Regions from separate parts of the Homo sapiens genome. Here region 2 is linked to region 1. The links are chromatin contacts, found by Hi-C or POLR2A ChIA-PET in ENCODE. All regions are on one chromosome and are shown on one strand. Each heading gives the region's core, a stretch centred on a gene start or an enhancer-like site at or near the end of the contact. The rest is flanking DNA. Distances are from core to core; before and after follow the strand shown.

Evidence for each region. A loop is a pair of places that touch in the nucleus more often than their neighbours do. ChIA-PET counts read pairs that join two places held with the same protein, here RNA polymerase II (POLR2A). Pooled maps may share reads with other maps.
Region 2: a loop to region 1 is called in a pooled map, with 3 times the contacts of the local background. The contact joins two enhancer-like sites. A Hi-C loop is called at or near these places in 1 of 37 single-sample maps with no recorded cell type and 2 of 50 pooled maps. POLR2A ChIA-PET finds 5 or more read pairs at or near these places in 2 of 52 experiments (AG04450 and PC-9).

What each region holds. Positions count from the first base shown.
Region 1 is chr12:110,911,578-110,915,467 of GRCh38, reverse strand. MYL2 (myosin light chain 2) reads left to right here. Exons shown (of 7, transcript NM_000432.4): 4 at 1,178-1,282; 5 at 2,144-2,222; 6 at 2,324-2,372. Among named protein-coding and RNA genes, the nearest start is that of MYL2, 7.1 kb to the left of the region's middle. Within about 2 kb of position 1,892, at least 3 of the 41 ENCODE cell types and tissues checked have a DNase peak (open chromatin) inside an H3K27ac peak, as active enhancers do.
Region 2 is chr12:110,558,864-110,566,252 of GRCh38, reverse strand. The region is part of intron 1 of PPTC7 (protein phosphatase targeting COQ7); the gene reads left to right. Among named protein-coding and RNA genes, the nearest start is that of PPTC7, 21 kb to the left of the region's middle. Within about 2 kb of position 3,737, at least 9 of the 41 ENCODE cell types and tissues checked have a DNase peak (open chromatin) inside an H3K27ac peak, as active enhancers do.

The DNA of each region.
Region 1 (3,890 bases), core at 643-3,142:
ACAGAAAATGGGGAAAAAATGCAGAAAAGTATAAAGGAGAAAATGACATCACCCAGAAGGTCATATTCCACTGTGAACATTCCAGTCCCTCCTCTAAGTCTTTCTAGACATGTCTGTTAGGTTTGGGTTTTAGTTTTTTAAATTATTGGAATCATTCTCTTTCGAATTTATCTTCTAAAATGTATCATCTCAACAGTGTGAGCATGAGTACATGGAGTTTCTTCAAAATATACATGCCCAATCTGCTACCCGCCACCACCACTTACTCCTGACCTTAGAACTCAGGGCAACCATACACAGCTGTGCAGACTGCGCACTGCACAATTCTACAGGGAAGTATTCACATTTGTAGTGAGTGTAGCTTTTTATACTTAAAACATACATTGGCTTAAAAAATGACAGATTTTTCTTATTTGCACAAAGTTAGGCTTGTGGCAGGACTAGAGCAGGTAAATCAGAACCTCCACGGCTGTGGGTTACAGCAGGTTTAACTTGTAAAAGTTCCCTCAGGTGATCCTGATCTGTCTCTCCCGCCTCCAACTGTGAAGGGCTAATTTACAACATGAGCCTTTCCCATTTGAGTGAAAAATGAAAATATCTGCATCAAATGTTCCAGGTTCTGAAGACACTATTTTAAATATAATGAACTGGCCGGCATGGTGGCTCACACCTGTAATCCCAGCACTTTGGGAGGCGTAGGCTGGAGGACCACTTGAACCCAGGACTTCGAGACCTGCCTGGGCAACATGGCAAAACCCTGTCTGTCCAAAAAACTACAAAAATTAGCCAGGCATGGTGGCATGCACCTGCAATCCCAGCTACTTGGGAGGCTGAGGCACGAGAATCGCTTGAACCTGGGAGGCGGAGGTTACAGTGAGTCGAGATTGTACCACTACACTCCAGCCTGGGTGACACAGCCAGACCCTGTCTCAAAGAAAAATAAATAAATAACGAACACCTTCCCACATCAGATGTTAGGGTCGCTTCCAGTCATTTGGTTATTATAAATAACACTGTCAAGAACATCTTCTCAGAAAAGATCTTTGCCTCCATCCACCCCATCTCTGATGATTTCTAGACTAGATTTCTTGAAGTGGAATCCCAGGAGCCAATGGCAGTGTCATAATGGTTCTTTCTCCCCAGCTCGGAGTCCCTGAGTGTGTGTTTCCTACCCTAGGGCGAGTGAACGTGAAAAATGAAGAAATTGATGAAATGATCAAGGAGGCTCCGGGTCCAATTAACTTTACTGTGTTCCTCACAATGTTTGGGGAGAAACTTAAGGGTAAGGTCGTGTGTGTGTGTGTGTGTCTGTGTGTATGTGTCTATGTTTCTTCGGGGGGGCTGGCAGAAGATGGTTAACTTTAAAAGAGATAAAGCACCATTGGAAAAAAATAATGAAAACAGCAACTTGGCTGGGCGCAGTGGCTGATGCCTGTAATCCCCAGCACTTTCAGAGGCCGAGGCGGGCAGATCACTTGAGGTCAGGAGTTCAAGACCAACCTGGCCAACATGGTGAAACCCCATCTGTACTAAAAACACACAAAAAAATTAGCCAGGCATGGTGGTGTGCACCTGTAGTCCCAGGTACTCAGGAGGCTGAGGCGGGAGAATCCCTTGAACCGGGATGTCAGAGGTTGCAGTGAGCTGACATTGTGCCACTGCACTCCGGCCTTGGTAACAAGGTGAGACTCTGTCTCAAAACAAAACAAAACAAAACAAAAACACAGCAACTAACATTGCTCCAAGACTTAACCTAAGTCAGACCTCATGCTAACCACTTTATATGCATTACCCCACTTAATAGCAACTAGGAGGTATGCTCTATTCTTATCACCAGTTTACAGATGGGGAACTGAGACTAAGAGACAGAAAGTCCCTTGTCTGAGGCCACATGGCTAGCAAGTGCCAGGGTTAAGATTTGAATCCCAGGCTTTCAAATCTAGATGATGTTTGACCTTGGGTTCTCAGCCCTCTCTTCGAAATACAGAGGCTCAGTGATCAGACGAAAGCAGGGTCTTTTTCCTCCATGCAAAGCAGCCTTGCTCTGGCCCCTTCATCTCTGGGGGAACTTGGGCCCTGCTGCCTGGGGTGCCAGTGGTTCCCAGCCACCCCCAGTACATGTAAGCCCTGTGTTCCGTTTCAGGAGCGGACCCTGAGGAAACCATTCTCAACGCATTCAAAGTGTTTGACCCTGAAGGCAAAGGGGTGCTGAAGGCTGATTAGTGAGTGGGGTCTGTGGGGGAGGAAGGGGGTTCCCTGCTTGCCCCCTGTCCCCCCTACACACACACAACTGACACCAACACCTGCTTTCCTTTCTCTGCAGCGTTCGGGAAATGCTGACCACGCAGGCGGAGAGGTTTTCCAAGGAGGAGGTAATGGGGTCCTTCAAGCACTCCCTCTAACCCAGCTCCTGGGTTCTCCTTCTGGGGGGCTCCGTCTCCCCTCTCGTCTAAAGCACCCCTGACCCCACACTGACAGAGAACCAGCTATCGTCTTCTGAGGCCTGGCCTCATTTCATTCTCTGCCACCCTATGAGGTAGGGACTGGCATAACTGCCATTTTACAGATAGGCAAACTGAGACCCAGGGAAGTAAAGTCACTCATCTAAAATAACAATAATCACACCTGTAATCCCAGCACTTTGGGAGGCCAAGGCAGGAGGATCACTTGAGACCAGGAGTTTGAGACCAGCCTAGCCAACATGAGGAAACCCTGTCTCTACTAAAAATACAAAAATTAGCTGGGCATGGTGGTGGACGCCTGTATTCCCAGCCACTCAGGAGGCTGACGCATGGCACGAGAATCGCTTGAACCCGGGAGGCAGAGGTTGCAATGAGCCAAGATCATGCCACTGCACTCCAGTCTGGGCAACAGAGCAAGACTCTGTCTCAAAAATAAAATAAAATAACAACACTAATAGTAAATGCCAGGACCTAGATTCAAACCTAGGTCTGCGTGACTGCAGGTTCTGCCTTGCTCACGATGCATAGAGACCTGCTTAGAGCATGACATTATTATGGCGTGAAGGGCCGCCACATACTGTCATGTGAGTTGTGCACTGAACAATTCTTCTAAATGTCAGTTTCATAAAAGTCATCAGACTGTGTATTTGTTGCAACAGCTTTCCAGAACTGGCAGTAAAGTGTCTGGTAATAATTTTTTTTTTTTTCAACTCAGGTGGTGCGGTAGTGAGTTTGGTAGAAGGGGCACTTTTGCTAATTTGCCAAAGCTTCTGTATGAGCAAGCAATGGTGCCGTCAACCTTATTAGTGAACCTTAATGAGTCGATTTTAAATGCTCCCCTCATAGCCTCACAGGCCTGTTTCCATCAAGTTCCACATTTTACTAAAAATTGTATGTAGATTTTCCCTCCCCCAAAATTCAAGCAGCTAAAAGGGCTGCCTTCACTTTCCACCTGCTGTGTGCTTTGAACAAGCTCCTTAACCTCACTGCACCTCAATTTCCTCATCTGTAAAGTGGGAATAATAATAGAAGCTACCTCATAGGAGATTGCGAGGATTCGACATGTTAATGTGGGGAAAGTGTGAACTTGTGGCAAGGGCAATATAAGTGCTAGCTATGAATAGCCAGTATGTTTTAAAAAAATAATAATAATAACTAGCCAATGCTTTTTAAATGGGGAAATTTTGTGTAAAAACAAAAATCTAGATTTCTGACACCCTGGACCCTGTGGTCACTTCATGTCACCTTTTTAGATGGCCACGTGTCTCCATTTAGCCATAGGACCTATCCTGCTCCCTTGCATAACCTGCCTGGCCCCTCGGAACCCTTGAGTTTGTGATCCCAGTGGAAGGCTGGGTTTCCAGGGACATCTCTGCATGATGTTTACTTGGGAGGGCCCTTGGGGTCAGGGAAGGAAGAACAGGGAAG
Region 2 (7,389 bases), core at 2,488-4,987, 350 kb after region 1:
TGCTTAACTGTTAACTATTAGTTAAAACAAAAACTTAACAAGCCTTGTTGAGTTTGGTAGCCTCAGGCCAGCCTTTCCTTCCAGGGACTCCTAAATGCCGTAAGCTCTGCACTGCATTGTTTGCGCTGATTAATGGTGAGAGGTTCCTGGCATGAATGTAATAGACATTTACCTGGAGGTCAAGTTTCCCTGCTCTTGGAACCCTCACCTGCTATGACTTGTACTTTATTCATGTAAGTCAGAATCCTAGGGAATTGCTCAAAATGCCTGTCTTGTCAGCCTCCTCTCCTACAACTCATTTTCTTTCATCCTTCAAGGCTCATTTCAGACACTTCTTCATTAATCCTTTTGATTCCTTCAGCTATGCATAATCTGACCTTCTTTGCTTTTGTTTTTATTGGTGCATATTTTACTTTATTATAGTCATATATCTTGAATCTCCCTAAACTGTCCTCCCCAACCAAAATCATCACTTCATTTTAAGTTCCCATATGCAGGAAATATTTTATTACATATAAATCTTTAGCTCCCTTTCACCATAGTGTCTTGCATACAGTAAATGTCCAATAGAATGTTTTGAATAGTTTTAATATTAAATGTGAGTATAGAATGTGGTTTTTACCTGATTTACATAAATAGTTCTTGTCATCCTTCCCATGAAAGTAACATTACTCATTGCTAAAAAATTGGAAAGTATGGGCCAGGCACGGTGGCTCACGCCTGTAATCCCAGCACTTTGGGAGGCCAAGGCGGGATGGATCACAAGGTCAGGAGTTCAAGACCAGCCTGGCCAAGATGGTGAAACCCCGTCTCTACTAAAAATACAAAACTTATCCCAGCATGGTGGTGGGCGCCTGTAATCCCAGCTACTCAGGAGGCTGAGGCAGAGAATCGCTTGAACCTGGGAGGCGGAGGTTGCAGTGAGCCAAGTTCATGCCACTGCACTCCAGCCTGGGCGACAGAGCGAGACTCCGTCTGAAAAACGAAACAAAACAAAAAAAGTATGAAAAAGAAAAAAAAAGTACTCATTGTCCTACTACTCAAAGATCATTACTTAGTTGAACAATGTATAGAGTAAAAAATATAGGCCAGGCGTGGTGGGTAATCCCAGCACTTTGGGAGGCTGAGGCGGGTGGATCACCTCAGGTCAGAAGTTTGAGACCAGCCTGGCTGACATGGTGAAACCCCGTCTCTACTAAAAATTCAAAAAATGAACCGGGCATGGTGACGGGTGCCTGTAATCCCAGCTACTCAGGAGGCCGAGGCAGGAGAGTCTCCTAAACCCAGGAGGTGGAGGTTGCAGTGAGCCAAGATTGTGCCATCACACTCCATCCTGGACGACAAAAGTGAAATTCCATCTCAAAAAAAAAAAACAATGTATATATACACATATACATATACGTGTATATATATATAACGTGTATGTATATATACACATATACATATACGTGTATATATATATAACGTGTATGTATATATATACGTGTATATATATGTGTATATAAATTAGTGTTCAGAAATTAAGAGACAGTTCTACACTTGGCAGGCTATTCAAAGGAATGATGTTCTCGTTTAAAGGAAAAAAAAAGTTACATTTGTGCCAGGCCGCATGTGACTATAGACCTCTCCCAGAGGGTGCCTATTTTAGTCAAGGCCAGCCCTTATTTTTATAGAGGGTGAAGAAAGCAGTGGGTAAATAGTATCTTCTTTGGGGTTAGGTCAAGGATATATGGCTTGTCATAAATATCAGGTTGACAAGAATTCTAGATCTAATCTTGTAAATTATAAACAGAAGGAAAATCTTCTCCCCAGCCTAAAGGGCCAGTACAAGTAGGCATATATCAGATAGCTGGTCTTAATTGCTTGTTACTTCCTTACTTAATTTTTGAATTATTTGGTATTATGTGACATTTTCTAACACCTGAAAACAAACTGAAGCCACAGCTTTAATAGAGGCCCTTACTTCTGTAACATAATTAGTGCCCTGTCTCTGCTATTCATAACTTACAATAAGTATGACCTCCCAGATGATTTGTTTGTTGCCTCCTCCTGTCCAGAAACATTGCTAACAGCATTTGGCATTTGAGGAAGATACTGTTGCAGGCCAGAAAGGAGTGAAGTGACCTTTTCAGTAACTTAACCTTCAACTCTGCAGTTTGTGGAAGGCAGACCAGTGATTCATACCAAGTTTGTAATTTGCACAAGTTCCCAAGCCACAGTTGAGCCAGAATAGATAATTCCACATTAAGTATTGGTATTTAAACAGAATTATTGAAGTTAAAGGAAGAACATTTTTATTTTTAAAAGGATGACTTTAAGTTTCTTTGCCTTCACACAATTGTTTCCTAATCCTCATGTCAGCACTTTTCACTGCTTTTTAAGACAAGGCAACTGCCCAGAATAGTCTGGAAATTATCTTCTCTAGTTAATGAAGTATTCTAGACATAGGTGTAAGTGTATGTGGAGGCTCATTAATTTGATTAATTCTTAAGTTGTCTCATAATTACTAAGCTAGCAAGGAATAGCTAACTATTTTGTTTGGAATTCTCAAACACAAAATGAACCGCTTACTACAGCTTTGATTTTGTTGTTTGAGTTTTGCCTATAGTTTCCATTTTCACACTTTTTTTTTTTTTTGAGACAGATTTTCGCTCTTGTTGCCCAGGCTGGCGTGCAGTGGCGCAGTCTCGGCTCACCACAACCTCTGCCTCCCAGGTTCAAGGGATTCTACTGCCTCAGTCTCCTGAGTAGCTGGGATTACAGGCATGTGCTACCACGCCTGGCTAATTTTGATTTTTAATAGAAATGGGGTTTCACCATGTTGGCCAGGCTGGTCTTGAACTCCTGACCTCAGGTGATCCACCTGCCTTGGCCTCCCAAAGTGCTGGGATTACAGGCGTAAGCCACCTCATGCGGCCATTTTCACATGTTTTATTACAGGGTTGAACTTTTCAGTCCATCCTTTGAGCTTCATTACCTTCACTTTTGAATTAACTTCTGCTTAGAGATCTTGTTCTTGACGTAGTCTTGATCTCTGGAGAATCAAAAGACACAGATTTCATTGTGATTAATGTGGAATGGAAACTTCTTTTTTCTTCTTCTTCTTTTTTTTTTTTTTTTTTTTTTTTTTGAGATGGAGTCTCACTCACCCTGTCGCCCAGGCTGGAGTGCAATGGCGCAATCTTTGCTTACTGCAATCTCTGCCTCCCAGGTTCAGGCAATTCTGTCTCAGCCTCCCAAGTAGCTGAGACTACAGGTGCCTACCACCAAGTCCAGCTAATTTTTGTATTTTTAGTAGAGACAGGGTTTTGCCATGTTGGCCAGGCTGGTCTCGAACTCCTGACCTCAGGTGATCCACCCGCCTCGACCTCCCAAAGTGCTGGGATTATAGGCATGAGCCACCGCGACTGGCCAGAAACATCTTTCTTCTTTTTTTTTTTCCTCTTCTTTTTTCTTTTTTGAGACAGAGTCTCGCTTTGTCACCCAGGCTGGAGTGCAGTGGCTCAATCACAGCTCACTGCAACCTCTGCTTCCTGGGTTCAAGCGATTCTCCTGCCTCAGTTACCCAGCTAGGTGGTATTACAGTCATGCGCCACCATACCTGGGTCATTTTTGTATTTTTAGTAGAGATGAAGTTTCACCATGTTAGCCAGGCTGGTCTCAAACTCCTGACCTCAAGTGATCTGTTTACCTCAGCCTCCCAAAGTGCGGGATTATAGGTGTGAGCCACTGCACTGGGCCGGAAACTTCTTGCAAAGGGAGTATTTCACTTGCTTGTTAAAACAGGAAGTGCAGCATAATCTATATAATTTTACCTCCATAGAACTGAAAGGACTGTTGTTAGTCAAAAAGCACATGACATTTTTCTGTATAACTTGACAGAATATATTTGTTGAATATATTTTTTCAGTCATCCTGCTTTTCATTCATTTTGGATTTTTTTTTTTTTTTTTTTTTTTTTTTTTTGAGATGGAGTCTCAATCTGTTGCCCAGGCTGGAGTGCAGTGGTGCGATCTCAGCTCCCTGTGCAACCTCCGCCTCCTGGGTTCAAACGATTCTCCTGCCTCAGCCTTCCGAGTAGCTGGGACTACAGGCATGCGCCACCAGGCATGGCTAATTTTTTTCATTTTTAAAATAGAGACAGTGTCTTGCTCTTTCACCCAGACTGGATTGCAGTGGCACAGTGATAGCTCACTGCAGCCTCAACCTCCTGGCTCAAGCGACTCTCCGTTTGGGATAATTATTTGCAGATACAACATTTCACAGTCTTGAATCACAGGGGAGTGTTTTTTGTTTTGTTGGGGTTTTTTTTGAGGCAGGTCTTGCTGTGTCACCCAGGCTCATGTACAGTGGCACGATCACAGCTCCCGGGCTCAAGTGATCCTTCTACCCCTGTCCCCCAAGCAGCTCGGACCACAGGTGTGTGCCACCATGCCTGGCTAATTTTTTGTATTTTTAGTAGAGACGGAGGTTTTACCATGTTGCCCAGGTTGCTCTTGAACTCCTGAGCTTAAATGATACACCCGCCTCAGCCTCCCACAGTGCTGGGATTACAGGCATGAGCCACTGCACCCCGTCGGGAGCGTTCTTAAGTGCCCAAATAGTTGAGGTTTAAGAAATGTTGATATAGGCTGGATGCGGTTGCTCATGCCTGTAATCCCAGAACTTTAGGAGCCCAAGGCTGTGTTGGGGGGCAATCACTTGAGGTCAGGAGTTTGAGACCAGCCTGGCCAACATGGCGAAACCCCATGTCTGTATTACAGATAGAAAAATTAGCCAAGCATGGTGGTGGGTGCCTGTAATACCAGCTACTCGGGAGGCTGAGGCAGGAGAGTCACTTGAACCTGGGAGGCGAAGGTTGCAGTGACCTGAGATTGCGCCACTGCACTCCAGCCTAGGCCACAGAGTGAGACTCCATCTCAAAAAAGAAAGAAAGAAAAAAAAAAGAAATGTTGATATAAATGTGATCTGTTCCATTGGATAGGAAATTGAGTTTCTACTCTGATCTCATTTTTTTTCTAGTTACAGTGCTTCATGCTGTGATGTCTTTAGACAAATGAGGCTGGCTCTGAGAACACTAAAGTCTTTGAAAAGCCTCAGCATCTGAAAAGATGCCTGTCGTACTGCAATAAATATTGCTTAGCCCCCTTTCTCATTAGATGGCCCCTTACTGCAGAAAGTCTGTAAAAGCAGATACCCTTATTCCTTAGAGTGCAGAGGGTCTCCTGATACTTCTGTTATTCAATTATTGTGATCCTGCCAGATTCTTATTCAGTTTCTCCTCTAGAGTTTCAACTCACTATCAAGTACCCATCCTAGTAGGCAGGAGATGTGTTTCACTGATGGAAAGACAATCCATGTAGAGCCAGTATGCTTCTTTGGAATGCGAGGCTTGATGTAAGATGCCTTGAGATCATCAAAGATGCAAGGAATAAAGCTATTACCTTTGGATACTACTTAATATTTGAAATTCTTCCAGAGTGTACATTAAATACATTTTTGGACAAAATCAAATTGTTTTTCTTCATTGATGCTTATATTAAAATTGAAGTTTAGTATTTATTCTCTAGGCATCGCGTTCTTCTAGAAAACGTTTGCTTTGTAGGTAACTGCATGTCAGTCTGAAGATGAGTGCAGTAGGAGGGGTTTAAAATAATTGCAACATCATGTTGATGGCTGTTAATGGAGGACAGGACTGGAGACGCTCTTGCTGATTTTGACTAGTTCAGAAGTCTTTCTTATAGTAAGCCTTTTGCAATTACACAGTTAGGTGACTGTGTAATTGGGAAGATAGGATTTTTAAGATAGCTATCATTTGGTTATAACTACCTTTTTTTATTTTTTATTTTTTGAGACAGGGTCTCGCTCTGTCGCTCAGGCTGAAGTGCAAGTAGTGTGATCACAGCTCATTGCAGCATTGACCTCCTGGACTCAAGCAGTCCTCCCACCCTCAGCCTCCTGTTTAGCTGGAACTACAGGTGTGTGCCACCATCCCTGGCTGATTTTTAAATTTTTTTGTAGAGACGGGTTTTGCTATGTTGCCTAGGCTGGTCTCGAATTCCTTGGCTCAAACAATCCTCCTACCTCAGCCTCCCAATATGCTGGGATTACAGGTATGAGCTACCACGCCTGGTCATAACTACCATTTTACATGGTTATACCATTTTGGCAAAGACAAAAACATGTTAATTAGAAAAATGAAAATTGCTTAAGAATTTTCTTCTTGGCTGGGCTCAGTGGCCCATTCCTGTAATTCTAGCATTTTGGGAGGCCGAAGCAGGAGGATCACTTCAGCCTAGGAGTTCAAGACCACCCTGGGCAACATGGCGAGGACCCATCCCTACAAAAAATAAATAGCTGGGTATGGTGGCACATGCCTGTAGTCCCAGATATTCAGGAGGCTGAAATGGGAGAATCTCTTGAGCTCAGGAGTTTGAGGCCGCAGTGAGCTATTACTACACCACTGCATTCCAGTCTGGGTGACAGAGTGAGACCCCATTTCTTTTTTTTTTTTTTTTTTTTCCCCTGAGGCTGAGTCTTGCTCTGTCGCCCAGGCTGGGGTGCAGTGATGCAATCTTGGCTCATTGCAACCTCCACCTCCCAGGTTCAAGTGATTCTCCTGCCTCAGCATCCCAAGAAGCTGGGATTACAGGCACGCACCACCACACCCAGCTAATTTTTGTATTTTTAGTAGAGACGGGGTTTCACCATGTTGGACAGGCTGGTCTTGAAATCCTGACCTCAAGTGATCTGCCCACCTCGGCCTCCCAAAGTGCTGGGATTACAGGCGTGAACCACCACGCTGGGCCCGAGACCCCATTTCTTAAAAAAAAAAAAAAATTTTTTTCTTCTTATAAACACTTAATGATGGCAGACACCCAGAATTACTCTTTTTGCTTCCCTTTTTAACTCTTAACTGTAGAAACCAGGCATGGTGATTTGTGCTTGTAATCCCAGCACTTTGGGAGACTGAGGCAGGAGGATCACTTGACCCCAGGAGTTTGAGACCAGCCTGGGCAACATAATGAGACCGCATCTCTACAAAAAAAATTTTTAAAAAAATGAGTTGTGTGTGTTGGTGCATTCCTGTAGTCATAGCTACTCTGGAGGCTGAAGTGGGAGGATCCCTTGAGCCCAGGAGTTCAAAGTTGCAGTGAGCTGTGTTTGCACCACTGCACTCCAGCCTGGGTGACAGAGCAGGATGCTGTTAAAAAAAGAAAAAGGGAAAAAGCATCAGTCTATGGAAAACTTAATAAAATACTTTGTAAAAACATAAATACTGTAACTATTTTCTAATTGCTCGTTTTGCTTCATAAAACTGACATTTCCATTGAAAAGATAAAACTAGCCTGGGCACGGTGGTTCACACCTGTAATCCCAGCACTTTGG